2 separate regions of the Homo sapiens genome follow, and region 2 is linked to region 1. Evidence: chromatin loops called from intact Hi-C (ENCODE). Cell type or tissue: heart left ventricle. All regions are shown on one strand.

What was found. Peaks named below come from ENCODE experiments on the same cell type or tissue, not always from the same donor. Only the 100,000 strongest peaks of a DNase experiment are listed, where the experiment ranks them.
Region 2: it touches region 1 in a loop (11-fold over the local background); 32 of 110 quality-filtered maps call a loop at or near these places.

The regions. Positions count from the first base shown.
Region 1 is chr11:124,961,116-124,963,615 of GRCh38, reverse strand. All of the region lies in intron 4 of CCDC15 (coiled-coil domain containing 15), which reads right to left. Among named protein-coding and RNA genes, the nearest start is that of CCDC15, 8.2 kb to the right of the region's middle. In heart left ventricle, a CTCF peak has its summit at 1,456 (motif pointing left); no DNase peak of the experiment used is centred here.
Region 2 is chr11:125,424,263-125,426,762 of GRCh38, reverse strand. The region is part of intron 10 of PKNOX2 (PBX/knotted 1 homeobox 2); the gene reads right to left. Among named protein-coding and RNA genes, the nearest start is that of FEZ1, 71 kb to the left of the region's middle. RefSeq lists an enhancer at 1-260. In heart left ventricle, no CTCF peak of the experiment used is centred here; a DNase peak (open chromatin) is centred at 1,008; H3K27ac peaks cover 1,379 bases.

The DNA of each region.
Region 1 (2,500 bases):
AACTACCATCAGAGTGAACAGGCAACCTACAGAATGGGAAAAAATTTTTGCAATCTACACATTTGACAAAGGGGTAATATCCAGAATCTACAAAGAACTTACACAAATTTACAAGAAAAAATCAAACAATCCCATCAAAAAGTGGGCAAAGGATATGAACAGACACTTCTCAAAAGAAGACACTTATGCAGCCAACAGACACATGAAAAAATGCTCATCATCACTGGCCATCAGAGAAATGTAAATCAAAACCACAATGAGATACCATCTCACACCAGTTAGAATGGCAATCATTAAAAAGTCAGGAAACAACAGGTGCTGGAGAGGATGTGGAGAAATAGGAACACTTTTACACTGTTGGTGGGACTGTAAATTAGTTCAACCATTGTGGAAGACAGTGTGGCGATTCCTCAAGGATCTAGAACTAGAAATACCATTTGACCCAGCCATCTCATTACTTGGTATATACCCAAAGGATTATAAATCATGCTACTATAAAGACACATGTGTTTATTGCAGCACTATTCACAATAGCAAAGGCTTGGAACCAACCCAAATGTCCATCAGTGATAGACTGGATTAAGAAAATGTGGCACATATACACCATGAAATACTATGCAGCCATAAAAAAGGATGAGTTCATGTCCTTTGTAGGGACATGGATGAAGCTGGAAACCATAATTCTAAGCAAACTATCTCAAGGACAGAAAACCAAACACCGCATGTTCTCACTCATAGGTCGGAATTGAACAATGAGAACACTTGGACACAGGGTTGGGAACATCACACACCAGGGCCTGTCGTGGCATGGTGGGAAGCGGGGAGGGATAGCATTAGGAGAAATACCTCATGTAAATGACAAGTTAATGGATGCAGCACACCAACATGGCACATGTATACATATGTAACAAACCTGCACGTTGTGCACATGCACCCTAGAATTTAAAGTATAATAAAAAAAAAAAAAGAACTGAATTCCTTGGACAGAGAAAGATAGGACCAGATAATATTCTTTTTTAACATTTAATTAAAAATATAAATAAATTCAAACCTATGGAAAACTTCAAACATATACAGAAGTAATCAGAACACTATAATGAACCACCATGGACAGATATGGATACCTCACTTTAGCACTATCAACTCCTAGCCAATCTTGCTTCATCCGTAACTCCCTACTTTACCTCATTCTTTTATTATTTAAGTATATTCCAGACATCAAATACTTTCATGTATAAATGTTTCAACATGTCAGATGAATGTTTGAAACTCTTCCAACTCCAAGATCACATGTTTCTATAACACCAACACGAGAAAACTGAGACGTGTACTAACATTCAGAAAGTGAATTATGTGTACCATTTACCCAACCAGTTCTAGATAAACTAAGGGAGTTCGTGCCTGAACTGTCTCATTGTCTAGTTTCACGGTGACATCTAGTGGATAAAAACTGCAACAGAAGTGGTAAGATCAGAAAGCATCTATTGTCATGGAGTCATATGGACAAAGTTTACAGGCTCAAAATAGTTAAGTCACTGAGCATTCTTCAGTAGTTCATGTCCTTTTAAAAAAAAAAGTGTGGGGGTATTATAAAAACTTTAAAAAATCTTGTGACATTTAAGGTTTTTCATAACCTGATTTCCTCCTCCTTATCCAACCCCATTTTTGGTTATTCTCCATTATAAACTACCAATTAGAAAGGTTCCATTACTTATTCCCAAATACACCTGGCTCATTGGAGATTCTAGGCTTTTTTTTTGTTTGGGTGGTTTTTAAGAAAAAATTATCTCGGCCAGGTGTGGTGGCTCACACCTGTAATCCCAGCACTTTGGGAGGCCAAGGCAGGCGGATCCCTTGAGCTCAGGAATTTGATACCAGCCTGGCCAACATGGTGAAACCCCATCTCTACTAAAAATACAAAAATTAGCCAGTCATGGTGGCAGGCACCTACCCCAGCTACTCAGGAGGCTGAGGCAGGAGAATCAGGAGATTCTCTTGAACTCAGGAGGAGGAGGTTGCAGTGAGCCAGGACTGCACCACTGCACTACAGCATGGGCAACAGAGTGAGACTCCGTCTCTAAGAAAAACAAATTCTCTTGAATTTACCAATACAAAATGTGTAGTTCAAGTCTATCTCTCCCATGAATTCTTCCCCTACTGTTTCCTTAAAAATTTCTGAACTCCCATAGCACAACTTTATTGCAAAACACAGAAAATCTCTCTATATTATTATCTGATACAATGAGTGGTCTATTAGTTTTGTATTTCTACCTGAAAATATAAACCCATGGAAGGTCCTATTTTACATTTCCTTAGTATCGCTACAATCCATAACAAACAGCATAGGCAAATACTGCTGACTGATGAGTTCTATTTTTGTATTAAACAGATGAAGTAAAATCCTCACTACAGTGGGACTAACAGCTACAAGCACCACGAAAGCAAGGACTGTGTCTGTCTTAAGTCAATGTTCTATTCCTTGTACTTTATGCAGTGCCTG
Region 2 (2,500 bases), 460 kb before region 1:
CATTGTTTATTTCCAGTGTGCAGACCAGGCACAGTGTGCAGACAGGCAAAGAGGCCAACGTTGAAGGATTGTGTAGTGAACTGAGGAATGAACTAGCACAATAAGGAGACGCAGACTTGTTTCTTGAGCAGAGCTAGTGGCCGTGCTGACCAGGCACAGTGTGCAGACAGGCAAAGAGGCCAACGTTGAAGGATTGTGTAGTGAACTGAGGAATGAACTAGCACAATAAGGAGACGCAGACTTGTTTCTTGAGCAGAGCTAGTGGCCGTGCTGGCTGTGCTGGTTCACCAGCCCACAACTGTTGGGCATCTGCCGCATCCTGGGTGCTGGCAAGTGAAAGATATCTGAAGTTAAGAACTCACAGACTAGATGGGAAGAAAAAAAGGAGGAAAAAGCCTCTCTATTAATGGGAAGTCTGTGCTAAGTACCCCTCTGGTGACAAAAGAAGGAAGTCCTTAGGGAAGGGGATTTCAGTTGGACTTTGAAGAATGGCAAAGCCAATCTAGTAGAGGAGAGGATGATGTTCCAGGCAGGAGCCTTGCACTGGGACTTATATTTAAGCCAGTAGGATGAAAAGTTCTTCCACTATTAACGGCCTCCAGAGAAGGAAATCCTCCAGCCTTCCTTGGAAGAATAATGTTTGCTGTCTCTAAGGAGCCTTCTGTTGTCGGGCCCCCATTCTGAGTGAATGTCACAAATACACAGATTAACATGCTCCAGTCCAGTGGGGAGCTATGAGAAGCAATGCCACCCAAAACTGGCTGGTTGCTCTCTTATGAATGAGGATAGAAAGCCCCTAACCACCGCCTGGTGCAAGTCCTCACCACCTATCCCTCCTGGACGTCCAGTATCTCAGGACGCACGCTGTGGGGCTGTGGGGTAAGTAGCAGCGTTTAGCAGCTCTGGGGACAGGTGTGTCAGCCAGAACATTCCTGGCACCACATCTGAGTGGTCATGGGAGCAGTCCAGCTCGTACACGCCTCAGACCACATGATTCCTGAGGACAGAGTCAAAATAGTCCTGGCCTCTGGACAGACCATGATTGGGTCAGCGCTACTTTTAGCACAACTGGCCAGGCTTGGGGCCAAGGAGGGGAAGAAGAATCAAATGAGATCACGCAAACCATCAAGGCACAGTGGCTGCTCTCTGATCATTATTGGATCACGGCAAACCATCAAGGCACAGTGGCTGCTCTCTGATCGTTATTGGATCACGGCAAACCATCAAGGCACAGTGGCTGCTCTCTGATCGTTATTGGAGGGAACTCCCTGGATTTGGAAGAGAAGGGCCCAGACAGTAGCTCTCTGGAAGTAGATAATCCTTCCTTGAAAAAGAAGTAGATACAGTTCATGAAAAGCAAGGAAAAGAAAAAGAAAAAGAAAAAGAGGTACAGAACAGACTAGAAGATGACAGAGCCTTCTCAGGGACAGCTGGAGCCTCACACGACTGGGCAGTGCTGCCAGGGAGTAAAGGACCTTCAGAGATGGGATCAAGTCCTGACCCACCCCTTAACATTGTGTGACCTTGACACACGCAAGTGACCTTTGTTTGTTTTATGTCTTCCATCCTTAGATGGAAGTAGCAAAACAGTGACTAACTCTTGGACATGGGGATGATTTAATGAGATAGTGCAGGGTAAGCCTGTGTGCTCCATTGACTCACTCTGTGCGATGCACTGAAGCCTCCCGGCATCATCTAGTTGAATACTCAAGGACTCTAGAGAAGGGAATTATGGTATTTACACCAAGTAGGTGTCTCAGGGCACTGTAGTTGCCACCAGGAAGTTCCGCTGAAATCTGACCTCAACTCTTTCCCATCTCTCTCTGATACCTCCCTTTATAGCCCCATAACGCAACTCTCCTCTGGACTAAACTGATACTAAAAGCATCTTTCAATTGAAAGAGTGAGTTCTGCCCAGGGGCTGGTTCAGAAGGAAGCTAAGCCAGTTCTGGTTCACAGGTCCTGGATATTTCTTTCATGCACAGCCCATTGGCAATTGTCCTTCCACCTCCTAGCCATGTAGATCTCACCATGAGGTGAGCCAGTTCACCAAGGGACACAGCAGATGGGAAGCCGCAGCCTGTCAGTGTCAATAGACACTGAGGTGCTGGTGGAGCGGGGCATGGAGGCTGATTCAGATCAGCGAGCTTCCATTAGGTTTCCTGCCATCAGCAGCGCTGCACCAGAGTCCACTACACGCTTTTCCCCTCCTCTCCCTCTTGACAGCTGTGGGGCCATGGGCTGCTGCCAGCCACCACTCTGGGGTGGTTCCACTCTAGGAGGGCCAGAGACCCAGAGGAAGGCAGCCAGGATGGTGGGGGCCCCAAAACGACCACATTCCATCACATCTAAGAGGCCACTGATGGTGGGATGTACCCAATTTCAGAGATGTTAAAATGGAAGAAAAAAAAAGTCTTTTAGAATAAAGAGAAGCACAATAAGTCACCCGAGAAACTTCTCTTTCTGTAGTCATTGCCCTTGTTCATGCTTTCCATTCTTT